Regions from separate parts of the Mus musculus genome. Here regions 2 and 3 are each linked to region 1. The links are chromatin contacts, found by Hi-C or POLR2A ChIA-PET in ENCODE. All regions are on one chromosome and are shown on one strand. Each heading gives the region's core, a stretch centred on a gene start or an enhancer-like site at or near the end of the contact. The rest is flanking DNA. Distances are from core to core; before and after follow the strand shown. Region 1 has its middle 27 kb from the start of Fam72a. Region 2 overlaps Srgap2 (SLIT-ROBO Rho GTPase activating protein 2). Region 3 overlaps Srgap2 (SLIT-ROBO Rho GTPase activating protein 2).

Region 1 (4,169 bases), core at 787-3,286:
TGCATGCTTTATTTTTTTTTTAAGCATCCCTTAGCTATCCAAGATCAATTCACTCTTGCTGAGATCAGAAAGAAGTAGATCTTCAGAGATCTTGCAAATCTCTGTAAAAGGTTTGTTTATGTGATGGTATTCCTTGAGTGTCTTATAGGCGCGTACCTGTGTGCACCATGGATAAACAATCTGATTGAACGTATAAAATATCTCAGTGGATAAAAGTGGCTGCTACCAAGGCAGATTACCTGAGTTTGAGCCCCAAAACCCACATGATGGAGAGAGAACTAACTCTCACAAGTTGTCCCCCAACTTTCAAAAGCATGTTGTAGTATGTTGGAGATTGGTTCTAATGCTTTGATTCAATTGGGAATCTGCATATCCAAACACCAAAGGCCCTTGTGCCCAGTTGGTTTTTGATCTATCAATAAAGATGCCAGTGGCCAATGGCTGAGTAAAGGGAGAGGGGCGGGACCCTTAGAGTTGCACAGGCTAGGATGCAGGGGGGAGGAGAAAGGAATCTCCATGACTCAGAGGAGAGATGCGGAGGGAAACATGTCAGTGTGCAGGCCGACTTGGTGCTGGAGCAGCTGAGAGTGCTATATCTTGTAGTAATTGTTGCAGTAATTCTCTCCATCCCTAATATGCCCTGGCAATGAAAACACGACTCAATTAATATGAATACATTCTGTGCGCCTAGATTAGGTAGATCTACTGCTACACTACCACCTTCCACATCTATGAGACCCCTTAGAATCCACAGGCAGCAGAAGGAGACTGTACCATGCTGGGTACAGCTTGAGCATAGGAGACTTCAAAGCCTGCCTCCACAGTGACACAATTCCTCCAAGGCCACATTTTCTAATGGCTTGTAGTGGTTTGAATATGTTTGACCCAGGGAGTGGCACTATTTGGAGATATTGCTTTGCTGGAGTAAGAGCGTCCTTGTTGGGGTGGGTTTTGAGATTCTCATCCTAGCTGCTTAGAAGACAGTCTGCTCCTGGCTTCCTATGGATGAAGATATAGAACTCTCAGTTACTCCAGCATCATGTCTGCCTGGATGCTGCTGTGCTTCCTGCTATGACGATTATGGACTGAATATCAGAACCCATAAGTCAGTACCAATTAAATGTTGTCCTTTATAAGAGTTGCCATGGTCATGGTGTCTTCACAGAAATGGAAACCCAAAGACAGGTCAAGCACTCAAACACATGAGTCTATGGGGCCATAGCTATTCAAACCACCACAACTAATTTTTCATAGAAAGATATCACTATATACATGTATTGAAACTTTGTGTGTGTGTGTGAGAGAGACAGAGACACAGAGAGAGACAAAGAGAGACAGACCTACACACAAACACATACACAGACATACAGAGAGACAGACACACAGAGAGACAGACAGAGATACAGAGAGAGACAGAGACAGACCTACACACAAACACATACAGAGACACACACAGAGACAGACACACAGACAGAGACAGAAAGAGACAAATAGAGACAGACAGACCTACACACAGACACATACACAGACACACAGAGATAAACACAGACACAGGGAGAGACAGACTTACACACAGACATATATTATATATGTATATATAAATATATATATGTATATATAGAGAAACAGAGGCATATGTATACATATATATGTTATGTATATATAGAGAGACACACAGACAGACAGAGGCAGGCAGGCAGGCAGACAGACAGACAGACAGACAGACGCACGCACGCACGCACGCACGCACGCACGCACGCACAAGAATAGAACTCAATACGTAACTGTATCACCGGGAACAAAGCCTTCTCTATTCCTGTTCAGTGTCTGGCTAAAGGACAGCAGGTGGCAGCAGAGTCCAGCCTGGGGTTGTAGGAGCAGCTAGAGAGAGAAGCAGTTTTTGAGTAAAGCCTTCCCTCTGAAAAATCTTAACACGAGAATAAAAATAGAACAATGAAGAGCTGGTGCCACGAGCTCCAGTCACTGCAGAGCCTGATGTCATTCACTGTCTGCCATCTGCAGAGCCTTGTCCTTCCAGGAGAAAGCAATGGTCCCAGGCTCTGAGTGGCCCCTCCCCAGCTTTGCTCAGGTCACAGGATGAAGCTGGCTCAGCAGGAAAGGGGCTCTGGGCAAGCGGAGCTGGAGGAAGGACTGATTTTTAGGAGACTGCAGACAATAAAGAGAAACAACAGAATGCTAAGTCAAAGGAGGTTGTCGCAGGAGACTACAAAATGCATGGTGCCACTGGAAGAAAAGTTCAGAAGAGGCAAATCTAGAGACAGAAAGAGATTAGTGGTTGTCCAGGGCATGGGGAGGTGGTAACTGTGGCAGAGCTTCTAATGAAGACCTACTTTCTTGACAGGATGGAAAGATCCTGAAATTTGACTATGTTAGGGGTTGTAAAATTCTCTAAGTATGCTAAGAATCATTGAGTTCTACATTTGAAATGGGTGAAATTTATAGAATGTACGTTTTCTTATAAAGATAGATCATAGGCCTGGCTTCTCTCTCTTACTTGCTATGGTCCCTCAGTTTCTTTTCTATACCTACAAAAATTAAGTCAGGATAATCTAACGAAGGCTATAAAAATGTCAGTCCATAGTGAACATGGAATTCGTGTCATTTTGTTTTCCTGGTAAGATGACATTTTATCTCAAAGCTTAGCTGTGTCATGTTTTGCTTTTGATACAACGACAAATGTCTCCACTGCCTTCTATTCCCACACCAGATATTTTCAATGAACAACTTTGCTTATTACACAACATTGGGAAGTCTCTGAGAACAGAAGTTAATAGTGGTGTTGTGCTGGGAAGGGTCTGAGTAGGAGGGAATATCCCTCCCTTCGACTACAAGGAGAACAAGACAGAGTCACTAGAGCATCCCTGCAGTGCAGCCTGTGCAACCATTGCACAATGGGATCCCAGTCCCCACCATTGCCAAAGGTCTCAGATCGGAGGATCAACGATGTTATAGTAAAAACCATTTTCAACTTGTAATTACTATTGTAATGATTCAGTTTCTCGAGAATGGTAATTGTATAAAATTGCTCTTGCAGTTTTCTTTTCAATACAATGTGCCTGTAAACCATGGATATCCCCTTTGTAAAAAGACACTGTAGATAGTTGAACATTTGATTATAGCAAAGTCATTAGTTTCTTGTTACACATTATTGGGTTTAATATTGTTCTTGAAAATAGTTGATGATTATGTTAAGTATAACTTTTCTAATAAAATTTGTGTTCAAGTTGTACATTTTGGAATATACAAAAAAAAAACATTTTCAGAAACTAGAATATTAGAAGAAAAACCAACACAGTACAACATTGTTCCTTTAAATTCATGTGAATTTCTATACCACACTTGTGAACTATTAAAAGATTTCAAAGTTGGACTGGAGAGATGGCTCAGCAGTTAAGGGTGCTTATCCACAGGACTTGGGTTCATTATCTAGCATCCACATGCTGGCTCACAACCATCTGTAAATCCAGTTCCAGGGGATTTTCTTCTGAGTCCCAAGGGTACTAGGCATGCAAATGGTTCACAGACATACAGGCAAAATACCATACACATAAAATAAAATTTAAAAAGACTTTTAAAAAAAGTCTTCAAAGTTTTCAAGTAAAAGAAAAAAAAATCTGCCTTAATCCATCACTATCTGTAACCCTATTTATGTATAAATGTAGTCTTAAAAAACATGTTAGCATAATCATGTGTACTCAGTAACTCCAACCCTGTAGCACTGTCTCCCTTTAATTGATCCCATCACTGGGTTCCTTCTTAGGGGTGTTCTGTTTTGCCACATTCAAAGTGTATGGCCTTCAGCACCTTTTGCTTTAACCGCTGCCCTACAGAATTGGATGATCCTTGGTGTTACTCTTTTATCTACAGGGCCATCCCTCTGCTCTAGTGGTGGAAATATTACAGCCCACAAAGCAGATTAAGTCTCTGTTCCCCTGGAGTTTGCTTCATGGTAGAATGAGTAATGGCAACGACAAATGTATATGTATTGCTGTGGACTGAATTGTGATGCCATATGTTGGACCTCTGACTGCCAGTGTGATCGTAATTGGCAATGGAACCTTTGGAAGGTGATTAATAGTGACATCATGAATCTAAGATCCTCTTGAGAGGAAGAGGAGATGGTTTAAGTTCTATGCACACCACACAAA
Region 2 (3,838 bases), core at 1,080-3,579, 72 kb after region 1:
TACACACACATCATATATGCACACAAATAAAGAGAAATACATAAATAAAATATAAGTAATCTGATCATATGCCACATTGATCTTTTTGTGAAAATAATTTTGATGAATATTGCATCTTATTGTCAATAAGCAGTCTTTGAGATGGAATGAGATAATTATTCTAAGGTTTTGTATCCCTAAGCTTACATTGTACCTGAGATAACATTCTTCACTGTAGTAGAGCATATAGCTTGATACCTTGAACCAGGACTCTTTTCTCTAAGACTACTTTTTCCTAATGCTTAATTCAATAAAACCTCTCTAATTTCCCTAAAAAGGAAGCAATTGATTAAATTCTTTTAATCTCAGAATTTATATATTATTCCTTCTGTAATATGTATACTATTTAACCAAAAGAATATTTTTAAAAATGGAAATGCTAATTTTTGTCATACGTAGTATATATGTGTTCATGCAGGGATGTGTGTGTGTTGGTTAGAAGTTGATACTAGTGTCTTCCTCAGTTGCTCTCTAATTACTCATTCTTCAAAGCAAGCTTTCCCTTTAGTTAAAGAAAAATGAAAGCATTATTGAAACAGATCGCCGAGTAAAGAGGCATATTTACTACAAGTTGATAAATGTTTTGCAATGTTTTAAGAACCATGAAGGCCTGGAGCAGTATAATAACATGGCTGTATTTTTATAAAAATTGGAAAAACCAAACGAGCAAACATAAAAACCTCTGTGAGTAAAACGGTTATATATTTGTCATTTCAGAGCCCTTTACCTGACAAGCCTGACAAAATAAGTTTAATCCCTGAAACCTATGTAAAGGCAGAAGGAAGGAACCAACTTTACAAAGTTGTCCTCTTACAGGCTATAGCAACTATATAACTAATACCAGTATAAGTTACCCAGTAATAATAATAATTTCATAAAATAAAAAAATCCTTTTATCTTTGAAGCAAAAAAGAGAAGCTAATATATAGATAAAAGCATAGCAGGATGAGATGTAGGCTGGTGTTTTCTAAAACCTTAATTATTTGAAGGATGGGAAAGGCTATATCAAAATAAGAACTCTAGAAGATGAGCTTTTGGGGGGAGAGGGGTCAGTCTTCTCTAACCCAGTCTGTCTGCAAACTAAGTAATTAAGATGCTTGTGAAAGTCTGATCTTTGTGCTTCTACCTCTAATAGGCCTGTGCTATCATTCCCAGTCTGATATAGTCCTAAAGATCAAACTGAGAGCCTCTGTCATGCTAGGCAAGCACTGTAGCAGCTAATCCAGGCACTGCCAACCCAAGATAAACTCCTTTGAGATTTACTTTCAGCCACTTTTTTTTCTGTTAGAAAAGTGGCTCTAGGGGCTGGAGAGATGTCTCAGTGGTTAAGAGCACTGACTGCTCTTCCAGAGGTCCTGAATTCAGTTCTCAGCAACCACATGGTGGCTCGAAACTATCTGTAATGGGATGTGGTGCCCTCTTCTGATTTGGTGTGTCTGAGGACAGTGGTGGTGTACTCAAATACACAAAATAAATAAAATCTTAAAAAAAAAAAAAGGAAAAGAAAAAGTGGCTATAATAAAGGGTGACTTAGTGACTGCTCTCCTCACATGTGTCTCTGTGTGTTCTTAAACTCTGAAGACCTAGCAGTCATCTTGATTCTTTAATTTAACATTTAATTACCCATTTTGTTGCTTATCTGAGTGATATTAATTTTTTTACACCTTATTGAATCCATAAAAGGTAATCCCATTCCCCAGAGGCGAATAGTGCCTGTTCATTTGTCCTGTCAATGGATGCCTTTCTAAATGACCAACAAGAAGTGTGGTGGTTTGAGTTTGTCCTCCCTTGCTTTAAATCATAGAACCCTTGTACTTCCTTTACTATATTTTTCTGTACTCACCAAGCAAAGAAAGTCAGTTAAAGATTTAAAATGTTAAACTCAGAAAGATGCGGCAGTCCTAGTTAGGAGCAGATTTTACCATGCAATCTCAGTCTTCTTTTTATTATTACAATGCGTAGTGTGTTGTATCCCCCTTTTCTTTGTAGTTCTATAATCAGGAGCCTTCTATTTTCTTCCAGTGTTGTGCTATAATTAGTAGTCTAGTCTGAAGTATAAAATGAAAGGTTTTTTTCCCTAGCAGAAATGCTGCTTATTCACTTTATTTTACAAAGAGCCTACTCAGTCTCTACGAGTCATTCAATAATCCAAGAAACATCAATTAGAATGGGCTGTGTAAAACAAGTGCTGTGGGACTGGACAACTGGTTAAGAAAGCTTCCTGCCCTTTCAGGAGGGCTGGAGTTTGCATCCTAGCATTCACATCTGGTGCTTCCTAACTGCCTGTAACTTCCGCTCCAGGGAGTCAGACTTTTTCTTCTGGCTTCTGCAGGTGCCAGAAGAGATACTTCTCTTCTGTGTGCATATGCTTACACACAACTCAACTCACATACACGCACAACAGAAACACTGTTTAAATGCTGAATTCTGAGTATTCAAGGACAAATTCATGCCCTAAATGTGCATCATCTAATTAGAGGCATACATACAAATAACGAGGTGACCAGAGGCATGAAGAGAGTTCTGACTTGGTACTTGTTCATTAATAATAGTTTTCATATTGCTCTATTTGCCTGTTCACTTGGCAGTTCTGTAAGGGCTCAAGGGCCAGGAAGGACTATGAATATGGATGTGGAGTAAATGAGAGAGTGAGTAGATATCTCTTAACAGTGCCAGGCCTGTGGCTTACAGGCTCTCCTGCAAGTCGGTTCACTTGAGTTTGAGAGAACAGTCTGGTCGGTTTACATGGCAAGTTGCAGGCCAGCCAGGACTACAAAGTGAGACCCTGTTTCAAAAACAAAAACAAACAAGAATAACAATAACAATCCCCCCACCCAAAACCTGACAACAATAAGAATAACAGTAACAACAAAAAACACAAGGTGTTCTGCAAATTGTTTGAGCACTAAAGATATATAGGAAATTGTTTGGAATAGAGATGGTTGGGAAACAGTGGATTTTGCATTCTTGCTTATCAGCACGAATCTTACTTGATTTTTAGGGTTGTTTTGGTTAACAATGAGATCAGCATTTTGTAGGTGATTTCACATTGCTTGACCTGTTAAAAGAGACCAATTTTACAGCCTCCTGACCTTTTTTAGGCTCAGAACATGTCCAGAGATATAAAGTTCTGGGTGGATGTGGATATGCTATGTTTTGCTGTCCTGTTGCTGTCTGTCTGTCTGGAGCTGTAGATAGGGTGCTTATGGCCCCTCAGTTCCTATGGGTCTTAGCTCTGGAATGGAATTCCCCCAAGCAGTGCTTTTTGATAGACTGGGCAGGAAATAAATCTGTTGCTCTGTGCCTACTTAAAAAATATTTCCATTTACCTTGGATAATGTACAAGAACAGGGTTTTACACATATTTAAGAGAAAACTGCAAATAAAAAGGATGTGTACACAGTAGCATGAATGGAGTACTATTCTTGGCCTGGGCTGTAACCCAGAGAACAGGAAACAAGATGCTTCAGGATGGCTCGAGCCAAGAGTCTTCAAGTCATAGGGAAACTCATGACAGCTGGTAGCATCCTCCAGACCTTCCTGTTTGGGTAGAAATTTATCCTCCTATATTGAGATGGAGGAAGAGATGCCTCTTTTTTAAAAGATCTTGGAGAAAGGAGATTAAATATTAAGAAACGATCTCCCGCTTGGCCCATCTCTTGTGTAGAAATCCACTTGGTAGAGGGAACTGTTTTTCTCACATTTGGAAGGTTCAGCTTCTGATGAGAAAGACTAAGTGGTCTAAACCTTCAGCAATTTAAATACCCTTTCTTTTGTTCAGACTTTGTCATTATGCTTG
Region 3 (3,825 bases), core at 583-3,082, 130 kb after region 1:
GCACAGCACAAATTGTCTTGATTTTTTTTTTTTTTAATGATGCCAAGTTGGGTGGATAAGAACAGGAATAGAATAGATCTGGGAAGAGTTGAAAGGTGTATGAAGCTCATATGGAACTCCCAAAGAACTAATGAAAAATGAAAGGTGTTGGGAAGGCTCCTTACACAAGGACAGAGGAGAATGGGAGTCATCAGAAGATAACTTGAGTGTAGGCAAGACAGGTTGGTTGACCACTGTTTGGAACTGAAAAACAATTTTGGTGCAAGCTTTTCAGGAAGCTTTGCAATTTAGTAGAAAAACAAAACAAAAAAAAAAGCCCCCTGAGCTTTGAACCAGGTAAATTTGAGTCTAAACTTGATCTCTACTGCTTATAGCAATGTGATTTTGAACTAGTCATTAAATCCCTTTTAGCCTCAGTTTCCACATCTCTGAAGTGTGGACTAATACCTTGAAAAGTTGTTCTTATGATTGGATATAGTATGGGAAGTACTAGGCTAGCATCTGCACTAAGTAGATATTCAGTAGAAATTAGCTGATAGAATTACCACTATCACAGAAGAGTGTAGCAATAAACTGTTGGGTTTTCTGCAAAGAGCAGTGAGACCTGACTAGGTAGATGATCTGTTCTGTTCTGCCTCCTGCAGTGCTTTCCATGGAGACCAGCAGGCCACTGGCCATAATGAATTAGCTATGCTGGAAGCAGAATATGGTTACTGGTTTCCAGATCTCAGGAAGCTTCCACACTTGTACTTAAATGGTGTTATTTCATCCTCCTGGGACAGAGAATGATAGAGGGCAGGTCAACAGCGAAACATGCTTTTATGAGCATTTGGGAGGATGCTGGACTTCCAAGAGCTTCCTATGCTTCCTAGGATCTGACACTAAAGGGTCAGCAGACCACACTTCAAGCTTTTAATTCCCCAGGCAGTAGCATGCCCTTTGACAGCAGTACAGGGGGTCAGGGAAATTACAGTCGTCTCTCCTCCTATAAGTATTTCAATAAACCTAGGGAGCAGTATGTAGCTCCATCTCTGGATCTTTTAATTCTTAAGAACTCACAGCCTCACAGCCAATTAGATGCATTGTCTTTGACCCAGTTCTCTTTTAAAGACAAAAGCCATGCTTTGGGATTGGGAGCTGATTGTGAGGTGGGAAGGCTACCAAGATAAGAAGAAAAGACAGCTTCTGCTATACAGACTTTATTTATTTATTTATTTTATTGTTGATTGGGGAAAGCCAGACAGGCTATAAGAGAATAATAGCACATATCCACACAGGCACATGAATCTAAAAATAGAATCCTATTTAAAGCAGGTACCAATAGTTCCTGAGAAGGGAGGAAAAGTGGAATATTCAGGAAAGGACTCGTGCTTGGTTCAGTCACAGAAAGGTAGAAGATAACACAATTATGTTCTCAATTAAATTTGGTCCCATGTTAACTGAAGTAAAGACTTTAATATCTATGTCCTGTGCTGTGATGAAGTATCATACTGTGAGGAGATACAGAATCATGAGGGAATGGCTCAGTATTAATGAAAGATTTAAGGAGGTTGAGAAAAAAAAAGAGTTCGGATTTTTCATTGCAACAAGATAATTTTATTCTGTTAGCTTCTGTTTCTTCTACTTAACTGACCCTCTGCCCCTTGGGTCTGACGTTCTGAAAGGATCAATGAACAGGTTTGCATCTTAACATTTTTGGCACATGGTTAAGGACTCAGGATCAGAATGAAGCAAACAAACTAGGATTGTGTTCAGTGGCAGGGTGCTGGGCTGTATTAACCTAGTTGTGCTTAAGCGATTGGAACAGGGCATCCTTGCATGAAATTCAGACATCCCTCCCTGGCAGCCTCTGGTGTCAAAGTAGAGGTTGTAGAACAAGTCTGGCAGCTCTCAGTCTGAACCTTTGTAAACAACAGATGTTCCTAACTAAGTTCTAGGGGTGGAGGTTGAGGTTTCTGTTGATGCTTGAAATTCTTTGAATTTATAGGCAGCGTCTTGGGGATTCAGCAAAAGGAGGAAGTTGTAAGGGACTGATTTTGCAATGTACAGGTGGAAATGCCTCTGACAGATTTCCTTGGAACATAAAGCACTATTGAATGGACTCTGAATAGAGAGCGAGGTACCCAGGGAAGCAGGCATAGTTAGGAAAGGCTGAGCTTCAAAGGCGTATTGATTTCCTGCCTTCCTCCCCTTCAAGCTTGCTCATTTGTACACATGTGACTTTGTTAGCCCCTTCCTTGTATGGATAGAAATGTGTGCCCTTCCTACTACAACATTTTCTGACAGCTGCACAGCATAGACTTTCATTAGTACCTTCAAAGGCGTTTGGATCTTTCAGTGTAGAGATTTCTGGGTTATGGGCTTTTCTGGGCTTTTTTTTTTTTTTTTTTTTTTTTTTTTTTGAGGTCAGCATCTCACTTTTGAACCCATGGTCCTCCCTCAGCCGCTTGAGTACTGGGATTGCAGGCATGCACCACCACATGACACTTTTCTTGGATTCTGAGCTTATTTTTTGCACTTTCTTGGTGCTGCTTTTGCGAGATTCCCATTACATCATTAATCACCTTCAGTTATAGATAGTGAGACTTAACAGCAATTTCAGTTCTGCCCCTCTATCTTTGTCCTCCCTTCCTTTTTGTGGCACTAGGGCTGTAACCTACAGCCACACATCTGCACACAGCTAAGCAGGTGTTCTGCCTCATTTCCAAACCTGAGGGCTGGCTCTTCTTTATCCCTATCACCCAAACTCCAAGTACATGGTACTAAGCAAAATGAATGCTTAGAAACTTTATACTTCACAATGCAGTCAGGAAAATCTATGTCTGTAGTGTAATACAAACTTAAAATATGCTTAGAAAGGTTCTCACCTTTAATCAAATGAAGAAAAGACAATATATCAGGTTTGGACAAATGTTTGTGCCACTCTAGTTAGCCAGAAACAACTGTTTTTATAATCTTTGGTTAAAACCATTTGTTGTTTGGGGACTATTAACAATACTCTTACATTGTTAATAATTCTGGAAAGCAGGTCACTGGCTGTTTTGTCCAGAAGTTTAGGAAATAAATAGTATTTCCTAGTTGGCTTAATTTTTTAAGCAAACATTAATGAACACTTACTACTTGCTAGGGATCTGCTAGGAATGAAATATAACCAGAAGATTAAGCTGACACTTTAACTAGTGGAGGTTACTGATTAATATGAAATAGTGTAAGTATGTGTGTATACAGTTTCTGATTAATATGAAATAGTGTAAGTATGTGTGTATACAGTTTTGTGTTCTGATAAGGCATGGAGTTCAAGATGAGGAACCCGAACTGTTGAGGGATGCTTTTAGACACTCGAATAAACACTTGGCTTCATTTCATCATCAAAAGTGAATAATTTTGCACAGGTTCTGCCCAGGCTTTAGAGTCATAGAGAGGACTGACCTCCCCTTTTTGCAGGAGGCTCATAGTGCTGTGGGGGAGATAGGCTTATATGAAAAAGCAAAGTAACATACTTACTGCCAAAGGAGAGGTGAGGACAATGGCTTCACTTTCTGCCAGAATGGAATCCTTGATCATTTTTTTATTTTGACATATTTTATAATTATAAAAAATGTAAGAATAATTCAAAAATATCATATACCAGTTTACCCATATTGAAAGTAAGATTAATATAGCACACATTTGTTTAATATACTCCTCTTACTTTTCATGTGCAATTTTCAGTGTTTGTGTTCCTGAGACGCTTCAGAGTAAGTTTGCAGACATGGTACTCTTTTATCCCTACATACTTCAGTGGGTGTCTGTTAAAAAGGTCATTGTTTTCTAACATGATCACAG

The links. A loop is a pair of places that touch in the nucleus more often than their neighbours do. ChIA-PET counts read pairs that join two places held with the same protein, here RNA polymerase II (POLR2A).
Region 2: a loop to region 1 is called in a map of T-helper 17 cell, with 2.7 times the contacts of the local background. The contact joins two enhancer-like sites. A Hi-C loop is called at or near these places in 1 of 37 maps with a recorded cell type or tissue (T-helper 17 cell). POLR2A ChIA-PET finds 5 or more read pairs at or near these places in 1 of 5 experiments (embryonic stem cell).
Region 3: a map of v-Abl transformed pro-B cells shows a loop between it and region 1 (3-fold over the local background). The contact joins two enhancer-like sites. A Hi-C loop is called at or near these places in 2 of 37 maps with a recorded cell type or tissue (both v-Abl transformed pro-B cells). POLR2A ChIA-PET finds 5 or more read pairs at or near these places in 1 of 5 experiments (embryonic stem cell).

What each region holds. Positions count from the first base shown.
Region 1 is chr1:131,553,003-131,557,171 of GRCm38, reverse strand. No RefSeq gene overlaps it. Among named protein-coding and RNA genes, the nearest start is that of Fam72a, 27 kb to the right of the region's middle. Within about 2 kb of position 2,036, at least 1 of the 3 ENCODE cell types and tissues checked has a DNase peak (open chromatin) inside an H3K27ac peak, as active enhancers do.
Region 2 is chr1:131,482,121-131,485,958 of GRCm38, reverse strand. The region is part of intron 2 of Srgap2 (SLIT-ROBO Rho GTPase activating protein 2); the gene reads left to right. Among named protein-coding and RNA genes, the nearest start is that of Srgap2, 43 kb to the left of the region's middle. Within about 2 kb of position 2,329, at least 1 of the 3 ENCODE cell types and tissues checked has a DNase peak (open chromatin) inside an H3K27ac peak, as active enhancers do.
Region 3 is chr1:131,425,750-131,429,574 of GRCm38, reverse strand. The region is part of intron 3 of Srgap2 (SLIT-ROBO Rho GTPase activating protein 2); the gene reads left to right. Among named protein-coding and RNA genes, the nearest start is that of Srgap2, 100 kb to the left of the region's middle. Within about 2 kb of position 1,832, at least 1 of the 3 ENCODE cell types and tissues checked has a DNase peak (open chromatin) inside an H3K27ac peak, as active enhancers do.